Linked DNA regions of Homo sapiens: region 1 is linked to region 2. The links are chromatin contacts, found by Hi-C or POLR2A ChIA-PET in ENCODE. All regions are on one chromosome and are shown on one strand. The core of a region is the stretch at or near the end of the contact, and the rest is flanking DNA. Distances in the headings are between cores, read along the strand shown. Region 1 holds the start of SMIM41-AS1 (SMIM41 antisense RNA 1). Region 2 holds the start of BCDIN3D (BCDIN3 domain containing RNA methyltransferase).

Region 1 (3,675 bases), core at 596-3,095, 2.3 Mb before region 2:
GAGGTGCTTCCTCGCAAATGAAAATCTGCGGCCAACCCTGAGTCACTTCTTAAGATGCGGGCTCCCATCAGCTCCCCAACCCCAGCCCCACCCCTGAGTGCCGCCTCCCGAGCTAGGCCTGGAGAGTGCAGACAGGAAGGAAGCGCAGCTGGACCTCACCCAGAGAGGGGGACAGATTATCAGCAGGGTGGGAAGTGCTACAGGGAGCCCTCAAGGGCATCCCGCGTGTGCGGGTGATGCAGGCAGGTGCATGGGGGAGGGTGGGGTGCTACCAAACCCCAAGTGAGCCCTGTTGGAACTGAGCCTGGGGTGAGCCGGTAAACAAAGTGTCGGGAGGCGCTTCAAGCTTCAGGGCCAAGGGCCCCAGAGCATGAAGGTAGAGACAGCCAGGTGGAAGTGGCTGGAGAGGGTGCACATGAGGACAAACAGGAGGAGGGGCAGCAGGAGGGTGAGGTGGTGACAAGGGCGGGGAGGTAACCTGGACCAAGGAGACTGGACTCTAGCAGGAGGGAAATGACCCCCAGGGCGGGCTTAGGCAAAGTAAACATGATCACAGGGCAACATGCTCCCACAGGACTTTCTGCAGTAAGGAAGTGTGGCTATTGAGCCCTTGAAATAATGAGGCTAGTAAGACGCAGGAACTAATTTTTAAACATTATTTCCTTTCAATTAATTTTTTTTTTTTTTGAGACGGAGTCTTGCTTTGTCACCCAGGCTAGAGTGCAGTGGTGCAATCTTGGCTCACCGCAACCTCCACCTCCCGGGTTCAAGCAGTTCTCCTGCCTCAGCCTCCCAAGTAGCTGGGACTACAGGCACGCGACACCACTCCCGGCTAAATTGTGTATCTTTAGTAGAGACGGGGGTTTCACTTTGTTGGCCAGGCTAGTTTCGAACTCCTGACCTCAGGTGATCCACCACCTCAGCCTCCCAAAGTGCTGGGATTACAGGCATGAGCCACTGAGCCTGGCCCCTTTTAATTAATTCAAATGTAAATAGCTGCACCAGTTAGGAGGCTGTGAAGATGGTCCAGGTGAGGGAGGGTAGGGGCCTGAAATGGGGAGGCAAAGAAATGGGGAGGGCATGGACTCTAGGATTGTCAGGGCACTGGCTATTTAATATTTAACTTAACCACTCAGCCAGTACTGAAACAGTTGTTATGGAGGCCTGCGTTCGTGAGACCTGGCATGCCACAAGTGAGTAGAGCCAAGAAATCATGGAGACCCACTGAAAGAGGGGAAGGAATGCTCAGGGCCTTGGAGGTCTCCTGGGGGTCTGGCCGGGGCAATGGGGTGCTTATGTATCATCACTAGGAACAGAAACCCACGATGAATCAGCTTGGAGATGACAAGTGTGGTTTTGAACACATGGAAACTGAGAGGTCTTAGGACATCCCAGTGAAAGCATCTGGTAGGCTGTTCTGTGTATGGCTCTGATGCTCAGGAGGGAACTGAAACTGAAGACAGCCCTGTCAGTCATCAGAGGTCAAAAATCGGCAGCCCATAGGCCAGCTTCAGGTCACAGATGGAGGTTTAGACTGGCTCACACCATTGATCTCCCGAAGTGCTGGGATTACAAGCACTGCGCCTGGCCTCATCCTACCCACCTCTTCTTTTTTTAAAATTTAAGTTTTTCCATTTGCTGTACTTCATGCCAAGTATACACTCCCCTCCTGCCTGTTCCCAAGCCAGGGACCAAGGACTACAGGCCGGTACAGGATTTGCGCTTGGTTAATCAAGCTACAGTGACTTTACATCCAACAGTACCTAACCCGTACACGTTGTTGGGATTGCTGCCAGCTGAGGACAGCTGGTTCACCTGCTTGGACCTGAAAGACGCTTTCTTTCGTATCAGATTAGCTCCCGAGAGCCAGAAGCTGTTTGCCTTTCAGTGGGAAGATCCGGAGTCAGGTATCACTACTCAGTACACTTGGACCCGGCTTCCCCAAGGGTTCCAGAGCTCCCCCACCATCTTCAGGGAGGCGTTGGCTACAGACCTCCAGAAGCTTCCCACCAGAGACCTAGGCTGCGTGTTGCTCCAGTACGTTGATGACCTTTTGCTGAGACACCCCACGGCAGTCAGGTGCGCCAAGGGAACGGATGCCCTACTCCAGCGCCTGGAGGACTGTGGGTATAAGGTGTCCAAGAAAAAAGCTGAGATCTGTCGACAGCAGGTACGTTACTTGGGATTTACTATCCGACACGGGGAATGCAGCCTGGGATCAGAAAGAAAGCAGGTCATTTGCAATCTACTGGAGCCTAAGAGCAGAAGGCAAGTGAGAGAATTCTTAGGAGCTGTGGGGTTTTGTAGACTGTGGATCCCAAACTTTGCAGTATTAGCCAAGCCTTTGTATGAGGTCACAAAGTGGGGGACCGGGAACCTTTTGAATGGGGATCTCAACAACAGCAAGCCTTTCATGAGTTAAAGGAAAAAACTTATGTCAGCCCCAGCCCTGGGGCTACCCGATCTGACAAAGCCTTTTACATTGTATGTGTCAGAGAGAGAAAAGATGGCAGTTGGAGTTTTCATCCAAACTGTGGGGCCCTGGCCGAGGCCAGTGGCCTACCTCTCTAAACAACTAGATGGGGTTCCTAAAGGATGGCCCCTGTGTTTGAGGGCCTTGGCAGCAACTGCCCTGCTAGTACAAGAAGCAAATAAGCTGACTCTTGGGCAAAACCTGAACATAAAGGCTCCCCATGCTGTGTTGACTTTAATGAATACTAAAGGACATCATTGGCTAACGAATGCTAGACTCACCAAGTACCAAAGTTTGCTCTGTGAAAATCTCCGTATAACCATTGAAGTTTGGAACACCCTAAACCCCACCACCTTGCTCCCAGTATCAGAGAGCCCTGTCGGGCATGATTGTGTAGAAGTGTTTGACTCAGTTGACTCTAGTAGATCTGACCTCCGGGACCAGCCTTGGGCATCAGTAGACTGGGAACTACACGTGGACGGGAGCAGCTTCATCAACCTACAAGGAGAGAGATGTGCAGGGTATGCAGTGGTAACCCTGTACACTGTTGTTGAAGCCAGATCGTTGCCCCAGGGCACTTCAGCCCAGAAAGCTGAACCCATTGCTTTAATTTGGGCCTTAGAACTCCATGAAGGTAAGACTGTAAACATTGACACTGATTCTCGGTATGCCTTTTTAACCCTTCAAGTGCATGGAGCATTATAGAAAGAAAACGGCCTATGGAACTCTGGGGGAAAAGACATAAAATATCAACAAGAAATCTTGCAATTATTAGAAGCAGTATGGAAACCCCACAAGGTGGCAGGTATGCATTGCAGAGGACATCAGCGAGCTTCCACCTTGCTGGGTTTGGGGAATTCCCGCGCTGACTCAGAGGCTCGAAAAGCAGCATCTGCCCCCTTCCGGCAATCAGTCACAGCCACTCTGCTCCCTCAAGCACCTGATCTTGTACCTACTTATTCTAAAGAAGAAAAGGACTTTCTCCAGGTAGAGGGAAGGACAAGTGATGGAGGAAGGATGGATTCGGTTACCAGATGGGAGAGTAGCTGTGCCACAGCTGCTAGGAGCTGCAGTTGTACTGGCTGTGCATGAAACCACCCATCTAGGTCAGAGTCACTGGAAAAGTTGTTAGGCTGGTATTTCTACATCTCGCATTTGTCAGCCCTTGCCAAAACGGTGACACAGCGGTGTGTTACCTGCTG
Region 2 (3,561 bases), core at 433-2,932:
TACTAAATTCCAGAGTGACTTTTATTAACTTGTGTCCTCAAATAAGTGAAACTAGAGAAACAGCAGGCCAGATAGAGATGAAAATATAAAGGCTGGGCGTGGTGGCTCTCGCCTGTAATCCCAACACTTTGGGAGGCCGAGGTGGGCAGATCACGAGGTCAGGAGTTCGAGACCAGCCTGGCCAACATAGTGAAACCCCGTCTCTACTAAAAAATACAAAAACTTAGCCAGGAATGGTGGCGGGTGCCTGTAATTCCAGCTACTTGGGAGGCTGAGGCAGGAGAATCACTTGAACCTGGGAGGCAAAGGTTGCAGTGAGCCGAGATCATGTCATTGCACTCCAGCCCAGGCAATAGTGTGAGACTCTATCTCAAAAAAAGGAGAAAAGAAAAAGAAAATATAAAGTAAAAACTGAGAGGAAAACAGCGCTTATTTTAACTCCTGATGGTACTGTTTGCAGGAGTCATGCTCCAGTGCCTTATAAGAAGTTTACCGAACTGCCAGCCTCATGGAGCAGGATACCCCTTTAAGATGGGTGGGCCAGGTGCAGGGGTGGGGTTGGGGGTCCTGCACAACTCTGCTGATGCTTGGTTGACCCTGACGGATATTCTGGGCCATCCTGGCTTTTGACTGGAACCTGCTACCTAGGTTGACCCTTCAGTTCCTCTCCTTATCAGCTCTGTTATTTCCAATCTCTGAGTCACATCTTGCCCAACTCCATTCCACTATGTCTGCTTCAGTTGGCATCCTTTCTCCCTTCCATTTAAAGTTTCCCCAAACAGATCTGGCCTTATTGTATTCTCTATTGAGTTTTCATTCAACAACATTTGTTGAGCATCTTTGTGCCAGGCCCATGTTAAGTATAGGAGACTCAAGGCTGAGAATAACACACCGTTGCAAGCACATCCTCTGGATCCAAACTCCCTGGGTTCGAATCCTAGTACCATCATTTCTAACTGTGGGATCTTGGACAAGTTACTTTGTTTTACTCCAGTGTCCTCATCTATATAAAAAGAATAATAATACGGTCATTTTCTCACGGGGTGAGAGGATTGACTAAGGAGCTTACAAGGGTGTCTGGTGCCTGGTAAGCACTCTTTAAGTGCTGGCTCTTAAGGCACGGTCCTTGCCTCTCAAGGAGCTCATGGTCTACAGTTGCCCCTGGGGGACAGGGCTGAGTCGGCTGGCTTCGCAAGTGACCTGCACCTCCTGGCTACCCTTTCCTGAACCGGGTGGAAGTTTTTGAGTCACAGATTCAATGTATGACCCCAGACAAGTAAGTTCTCTCGGTCTCACTTTTTGCATTTATAAAGAAAGGAAATTGGACTAAAATTGATTTCCAAGATCCCAACAAACTAGTATACTTGTTCTGGGTCAAGTAGCCCAAGTTTCAAACTATGTCAGCTTGGCCAAGACACTTAGCCCTCAGAGTTTGTTTCATCCCTGTAAAACGTGGATGATATTGCTAATCCCCTCCCAGTGTTGTGATGAGGGTTCAATAATACAAGGCAAGCCCCAGGCGCTCGCCGGCTCCAGGTATACAGCGAGAGGAAATCAGGACAGCTTTTCTGATTCACCGCAGAATTCTAGCCACCCGCCCTAGCCGTTCGACGCACGCGCGCTGGCACCGCCACCGCCCACGCCGACAGCAGGTTCCCGGCTTCCGGTTCCGCCACGGCCCAGAGGCTGTGTTGAGGCTAATGGCGGTGCCCACGGAACTGGATGGAGGGAGTGTTAAGGAGACCGCAGCGGAAGAGGAATCGCGAGTTCTGGCACCTGGCGCCGCCCCGTTCGGAAATTTTCCTCATTATTCTCGCTTCCACCCTCCGGAGCAACGGCTCCGCCTCCTGCCCCCGGAGCTGCTTCGACAGCTCTTTCCTGAGAGTCCCGAGAACGGGCCGATTCTGGGGCTCGACGTGGGGTGTAACTCCGGGGTGAGTGACAGGGGAGGGATTGGAGCATCCGGAGCCAAGTGGTTGGCTGCCTACACATCCACTGTGGTTCTGGCCTGGGCTAACACCCATCGAAACTTTCCCAAAACGAGTATAAAGCGTGGCTTTGACTGAGCCAGTGCCGCTGCTGCCTGCCCGCCAGGGTTCCACCATCTGTCTTAGGAATCTCTCTTGGAGAGGAGTCCTTGTCGACTACGTTCCCACTTTTCTTTCAGGGCCAGACCCCAGGTGGGAACGGTCCTTGTATCTAGGGTGGCCTCTGTCCAGCGTGCCTGGCGCTTTGGCTGGGGAGAGGGGGCTTCCAGAGACACACGTTTGGGAACATGGGGTTAGGTTTGGTTTACTGGGAGAGAAGAGCCAAGGGTGACAGAATCATGCCTGATATTGAGACTCATGTGTGCTATACAGTGCAGGACAGACCCTGGGACCTGCATGTTTATTTCAAAAAAAGTGAGTAGGCCGGGCGCGCTGGCTCACGCCTGTAATCCCAGCACTTTCGGAGGCCGAGGCGGGTGGATCACAAGGTCACGAGATCGAGACCATCCTGGCTAACACGGTGAAACCCCGTCTCTACTAAAAATACAAAAAATTAGCCGGTCGTGGTGGCGGGCGCCTGTAGTCCAGCTACTCCGGAGGCTGAGGCAGGAGAATGGCGTGAACCCGGGAGGCGGAGCTTGCAGTGAGCCGAGCTAGTGCCACTGCACTCCAGCCTGGGCGACAGAGCGAGACTCCGTCTCAAAAACAAAACAAAACAGTGAGTTGACAGAGTACAGTGGAGAGGATCGAGAAGCAAATAAAGCATTTTGCCCAAGGGAATGGAGAAGGGCGGCACTGCCACTCTTCTTGCTGCAAACTATTCTTAGGCATATGATTATAATCAAACCACATGCAAAATAAGGAAATGTCTCTCCCACACCTATTTGTAGCCACTGGGATATTCTACACTAGCAGGCAGTCTGAACTTACCACGGCAAATGCTTCAAAAGTTAGTACCCTCTCTGCGCTCCCTCCATCACTCCAGTCCAGCATCTGGAGGGCGGGGGACAATTCTGTTACGTTGCTGTCCTTTTACAGAAGAGACTTTGGGGGACGACTTCAGACCTTGTGGGACTCAGATGATAGTAGGAAGGGGACATTTGGATACAGTCTCAAAGACTGGAATGAGGAGATGGGTTGATGTCCTGTGTCCCCTGCAAAATTTCTCCGCTGTGATGATACGGGAAGTCAGAGGGTAAAAACAATGGAAAAGAGAGACTGAGGTTAAGGCTTGGGATTTCACGAAAGGCATTAGGAAACCACCAGAGATTTTAAAGTTGAGAGTAGTATACACATGAGAGGTAAAGACATAGTTGGCAGCTAACTAGGGTAGTGGTTCCCAAACCTGGCTGTACGTTTATGGAGCTTTCTGTTTTGCAGTTTTTAAAAAATGCTTTTTCTTGTGGATCTTTGTAGTCAGGAAAGGGAAAAAAAATGCTTGCGCTTGATAAAACAAAAAAATTCAAACTACAAAGGGGTATATACTAAAAAGTAAGTCTCTACTCCCAACCCTAAATCCTCCTTTTCCCCCACACAGTGGCACTACTGTTTATAATTTCTTAGGTATCAGTCT

What was found. Hi-C counts contacts between places; a loop is a spot of excess contacts on that map. ChIA-PET counts read pairs that join two places held with the same protein, here RNA polymerase II (POLR2A). Pooled maps may share reads with other maps.
Region 1: a loop to region 2 is called in a map with no recorded cell type, with 14 times the contacts of the local background. The contact joins the promoter of SMIM41-AS1 here to the promoter of BCDIN3D in region 2. A Hi-C loop is called at or near these places in 1 of 37 single-sample maps with no recorded cell type and 1 of 50 pooled maps. POLR2A ChIA-PET finds 5 or more read pairs at or near these places in 1 of 52 experiments (HepG2).

The regions. Positions count from the first base shown.
Region 1 is chr12:52,116,388-52,120,062 of GRCh38, reverse strand. It overlaps SMIM41-AS1 (SMIM41 antisense RNA 1), which reads left to right and starts at 1,845. Exons shown (of 4, transcript XR_007063312.1): 1 at 1,845-2,170. RefSeq lists enhancers at 934-983, 1,014-1,073, 1,084-1,223, 1,544-1,783, 3,147-3,356.
Region 2 is chr12:49,841,227-49,844,787 of GRCh38, reverse strand. BCDIN3D (BCDIN3 domain containing RNA methyltransferase) reads left to right here and starts at 1,682. Exons shown (of 2, transcript NM_181708.3): 1 at 1,682-1,934. The coding sequence starts at 1,701. RefSeq lists enhancers at 1,340-1,399, 1,970-2,339.